Regions from separate parts of the Homo sapiens genome. Here region 2 is linked to region 1. Evidence: chromatin contacts called from ENCODE Hi-C or POLR2A ChIA-PET data. All regions are on one chromosome and are shown on one strand. Each heading gives the region's core, a stretch centred on a gene start or an enhancer-like site at or near the end of the contact. The rest is flanking DNA. Distances are from core to core; before and after follow the strand shown.

Region 1 (2,700 bases), core at 129-2,628:
AGAATAATGCTGGCCTAGAACTTGGGGATGATAGCAAACCCCTACGAAACAGACAAAATTAAACTTAATAATGGACTCCAGGTAGGCTAGCCTGAGAGCTTCGCTTCAAACTCCCTTTGTTGCTCAAATGTGGCCAGAAGAGTTTCAGTATGACTCGTAGTCACCAATCATTCCTTCCAAATGTGGGTGTAGATGAGCAACCTGGGACAAATCCATCCTGGTACTGAGGGACATCAAAATCCAACTATAGGTTGATTGATCAGTGATGCTTTTGGAGAAAGATCTTGATGAAAAGGAGGGAAGTGTGAAAGTTCTCAGAATCAAAATGGAGTCCATTGTGTTAAAATCCTCCCTGAGAAATGGATCTGGGGTAGGCCATGCAGAGAAAAGTTCTCATGAAATGCCTGATAACACATACTATCACAAAAGACTCTGCAAAACTCCCAACCTTGCACAAAGACCATCACAGCCTTTTGCAAAAAATACTTTTATGTGGACATTTGCCCAGCAACTCACTGTTCAAGCTCACCTGCTGTCACTCTTGTTACTGTTACTGATCCTTGTAGCCAAGGATAATTATCTCAAAAACCACTATGAAATTTTTTTTTTTTTTGGGACGGAGTCTTGCTCTGTCACCCAGACTGGAGTGCAGTGGCGTGATCTTGGCTCACTGCAACCTCCACCTCCCGGGTTCAAGCGATTCTCCTGCCTCAGCCTCCTGAGTAGCTGGGATTACAGGCACCCTCCACCACACCTGGCTAATTTTTGTGTTTTTAGTAGAGACAGCGTTTTGCCATGTTGGCCAGGCTGGTCTCAAACTCCTGACCTCAGGTGATCCGCCTACCTTGGCCTCTGAAAGTTCTGGGATTACAGGCATGAGCCACTGTGCCCGGCCAACTATGAAATTTTCTTAATTTTTCTCTTAAAAGCCTTTGTCTTCCTTTACTGCCCTGAATACACACATAGTTTACTATGGCATGTGCTTTCCCACTGCAATGCCTTATTCCCAAATACATATCATTTATTTTTAGAGAGTCTTTCTTTGCTATTTAGGTTGATAAATGCCTCTATTAGAATTTCATTCTAATGAAGTAGTTTTTCATTAGATTCACTTCTCTTTTGAGCATATTATCATCATTATCATTATTATTATTGTGGTTATTTCTCTAAAGAGCTCCTCTCTGCAGTTGTTTCCTACCACCTCAGTGGACTCTGTGATGATCAAAGAGATCTGCTTCAAGGCTTAGTGCACATACACATATTATCCCCTCCCATGCTTGCCTTTTGTTTCCTTATAAACTGTTTAACCAGGAAAACAGGTCTGACTGATTTGAAGAGGAAGAGAGGTCAGCAGTCTATCACCAGATCAGACTCTACCAGTGATACTAGGATCTCCTTTCTAACTTCTGGCCTATAGCTTACTCTCTCTTGTCTTCTGTGTTTTATGCTTATGACATGACTCAGATAATATACAGGGACATACTGGGCACTACGGCAGACCTAGCCAATCAATCATGGCATTATCTTAGGCTGAGCCTAATCATGTGTCAGAATTGTTCTTAACACAATGTTCTCAACTGCCACCACCACATTCACATTTAACCCCTGAGATTAGTTCTGCTTATCATCTCTGTAGTATTGATTCATAGATGAACAAGAGAATCACCTGGGAAGCTTTAAAAATAGCATGATGTATTGTTATTTTTAAAAGGGATACTTATCTTTTTGAGATACATACTAAGTACTTATGGATGAAATGATGTTGAACCATTTGAGAGATAGTTGTAGACAATATAACATTTTATTCCTAAATACTTTCAGTACGTATCACTTAAAACAAGAGAATTTTGTAATCTAACTACAACAGAATTATAACACTTGGGAAACTTGAAGTCGATACAATTTTATTATCTAATATTACATTTAATATTATTATCTAATATGAATTCTTATTCAGTTTTCGAATTACTTCAATAATATCTGTGTTAGCCTGTTTTGTGCTGCTATTACAGAGTACCTTAGACTGGGTAATTTATAAAGAACAGAAATTTATTTTTTCATAGTTTTGGAGGCTAGAAAGTCCAAGATCCTTTGCATTAGCAGGTTTGGTTATCTGGTGAAGGCTGTAGCCTCCAAGAAAAGGAATGCTGTGTCCTCACGTGGCAGAAGGTGGAATGGCAAGGAATGCATACTGCATGAAGCCTCTTTTGTAAGGGCCTTAATCCCATTCATGAGGGAGGAGCTCTCATGGCCTAATCCCCTTTTAAAGGCCCCACCTCTTAATACTGTCATATTGGCAACACCTACATTTTGGAGGGGACACATTCAACCCATTGCAATGTCTTATAGCTTTTTTTTTGTAAACCATCCAAAAGCCAATCTAGATTACAGATTGCATTTAATATTAAATATAATTATTTATGTCTTTTATGTTTCCTTTAATCAAGAGCAGTTCCCCAGCTTTTCCTTGGTCTTTAATTGACATTAACATTTTTGGAGTCCAGGCCAGTATTTTGTTGAATGTTCTTTAACTTGGGTTTATGTGATGTTTCCTCATGATTAGATTCAGGTTTTGCAGTTTGGCAGGAACACTAAAGAAGTGGTGTTCTGTCCTTCTCAGTGTGTCAGACCAGGAGGCATCTGCTGCCTGATTGTCCCATTATTGCTCGTATTAAGTTGGATCACTTAGTAGAAATGCTA
Region 2 (2,700 bases), core at 75-2,574, 680 kb after region 1:
TCTTTCTAAATTCCTGGCATTCATATTTGATATGTTTGTGGAGGCACTCAAACCATTCTTTTCTAAATTGAAAAAATACAAAAATGTTTTTAAAAAATATTCAGTTGAAAAAAGATTACAGTATGCCTTTAGTTAAATTAATCCCCCAAGTACCTTTGGAAACATGAGTGGTCCACATACAATTGCTTAAGAAATGGTGAGTTTTAATTCAGCCACTTTAATTCTGTTTATAATTTGGCATGGAATAAATCACAAATAACTGATACATGAGTATATTAAAATGTATGGTACCCAAAAAATTAGATACTCCTTTCTCTTATTTGTCATTAGCAAATTTGGGAAATGTCTTCATCTGTAATGTCATGTAACTTTTCCATCTACTATTTATCATTACATCTGTGCTTTTTTTCTACCCATTTGAAGTTACACGTTTTGATTCTAGCCCTTTTCTTATGAGGCATAATAAGCTTTCTATTCTCTTCTTGTCATATCTTTGCCCCTTAAGTCTTCAAGCTTATGACAGTATAATGTCATTCATTGTGATGTTCATTCCTTCAATCATATGTACGCATTTTTCTCCCCAACTTTCTGAGCAAAGACTTTTAATTGTTCCCAACTTTTATTCTCTCCTTTTTCCATAGCAATAGAATTTTTAGCTGACTGCACAAAATAAACTTTCCATTTCCCAGTCTTTTTTGCAGCTTAATGTGGCCATGTGACCAAGTTTTAGCTGATGCGATTTAACTGAAGTGTCCTATGGCAACTTCCAAAAGTCTTCCATAAAAGGTACCCAGCAGAAGCCCTTTATGCTCACTTTTAATCACTTTATTCCACCTTCCTGCTGGAATTTGGATTCTACCTTGGGTTATGAGAACAAAGAGATTATGGAACGGTGAGCTAAATGGACTTGGAAACTTCCAGATGTTTTTGTGGAGCAGAGTTGTCACTCCTCCAGATGTTTATTGCATGGAGAAATAAACAATTTTTTAAGCCAAACTGAATCTTAACTAATGCACCCCAATTTCACTTTACTTCAAATGCGTTCTTCATAAAATGTACATAAAACTCCAGGAGCCTATTTTTTCAGTTATTCTAAGCTAACAGCCAGAAAGACAAGTCTTATTTTCAACACTGTTGTTAATGGCCAGGTGTTTACTTTCACAGCTTTTTTTTTTTTTTCACTTCTAAAGTCATGAGATAAAACTAGAAGAAAAAATGAAAACAACACCTGTGCTGTCATGTCTTTCACTTTCTTATCCAGAACTTCACTGTCACGAGGGATTCCAAGTTTCTTCCGGTGCTGTCATTTATTCCTGCATGTGTCAGCATTTAGTTAGCTTGATACGTCTTTTCTGGCTGCCCTTTAGATCTTGATACACGTGTCAGGAAGACCACAGCTCCCCACTCAGCAAACTGTCAAACCTGTGTTCAGCTGCTTCCTAGCCAAGAAATTACCTAATGTCAGCTAGCTTTTCTGGATGCTCATTATTGTTACATAAAGCATGAGATGCTGTTGTCACTCTCAAAAAGACCAGATTCGCCATTCTTGATTAGAAAATCATAACTTTCCATTTTTGAATAAAACAAGTCATTGATTACTTAACTATGTTCAGTACTCTACATATCTGTCATCTTTCTTCTGTATATAAATTCATTACATTTGCCATATTATTATTATTATTATTATTATTATTATTATTATTATTATTATTATTTTGAGATAGAGTCTCACTCTGTAGCTCAGGCTATAGTGCAGTGGCGCCATCTAGGTGCACTACAACCTCCGCCTCTCAGGTTCAAGCAATTCTCCTCCTTCAGCCTCCTGAGTAGCTGTAATTACAGGTTGTGCCACCACACCAGCTAATTTTTGTATTTTTAGTAGAGGAGGGGTTTTGCCATGTTAGCCAGGCTAGTCTCGAACTCCTGACCTAGGTGATCCACCCACCTCGGCCTCCCAAAGTGCTGGGATTACAGGCACGAGTCACTGTATCCGGCCTCACATTTGCCATATTCTTAATGATGGTTTGGATTCCCTAGCCTCTTTAGAATTTTTCTTCTTGGCTTCCTTTCTGAATTAGTTTTTCTACTCCCTTTAAAAGTACTTATCTTTTCTAATAAGCTGTAGCATAGAAAAGAGTATCAACAAGACTTTTCACTTTCACATCTACTCAAGAAAAACAGTTTATATTATACATGAATTGGTAACCATCTCAGGCACAAGATGTGGAACAAACACAACAAATATGTTCCAGGTGGGCTGCAGTAGTTCCCTTGGTGTCCTTACATCCTGGAATTTCTCCCAGCAAGCTGTTTGAGTTCTTGGATGTATTTCTTTTCATTCTTTCTAGATGACACCCTTGTCACTGCATTTCTACTTCATTGATCTTCTAGAAAGTGATACATAATACTGGAATGTACCACCTTAATGTCAAACTTCAGCAAATATGATAGATCACAAATACTCATTTATACTTAACAGCAATGATCCAAATTATTTCTATCACATTTACACATTCCTCTTGCTATGCCCATTTTTTCAACTTCCAGGCCCAATGGATGTTGAGGCTAAAGCAAAAGAAGTTAGAGAAGTCAAATATCATTTCAAACACAGGTCATTTTGAGAATTAAGGTATCATAAAAGTTAAGGGGATGCTATTTTTACTAGGTGGGAGTGATAATGTGTTGGAGTTTTTATGAAGA

Evidence for each region. A loop is a pair of places that touch in the nucleus more often than their neighbours do. ChIA-PET counts read pairs that join two places held with the same protein, here RNA polymerase II (POLR2A). Pooled maps may share reads with other maps.
Region 2: a loop to region 1 is called in a map of endothelial cell of umbilical vein, with 5 times the contacts of the local background. The contact joins two enhancer-like sites. A Hi-C loop is called at or near these places in 1 of 168 maps with a recorded cell type or tissue (endothelial cell of umbilical vein), 3 of 37 single-sample maps with no recorded cell type and 13 of 50 pooled maps. POLR2A ChIA-PET finds 5 or more read pairs at or near these places in 3 of 52 experiments (AG04450, activated B cell and endothelial cell of umbilical vein).

Annotation. Positions count from the first base shown.
Region 1 is chr15:50,148,014-50,150,713 of GRCh38, reverse strand. It overlaps a transcript of ATP8B4 not described here. Among named protein-coding and RNA genes, the nearest start is that of ATP8B4, 30 kb to the right of the region's middle. Within about 2 kb of position 1,378, at least 2 of the 41 ENCODE cell types and tissues checked have a DNase peak (open chromatin) inside an H3K27ac peak, as active enhancers do.
Region 2 is chr15:49,470,500-49,473,199 of GRCh38, reverse strand. The region is part of intron 11 of FAM227B (family with sequence similarity 227 member B); the gene reads left to right. The region is part of intron 2 of FGF7 (fibroblast growth factor 7); the gene reads right to left. Among named protein-coding and RNA genes, the nearest start is that of FGF7, 49 kb to the right of the region's middle. RefSeq lists an enhancer at 1,092-1,141. Within about 2 kb of position 1,324, at least 2 of the 41 ENCODE cell types and tissues checked have a DNase peak (open chromatin) inside an H3K27ac peak, as active enhancers do.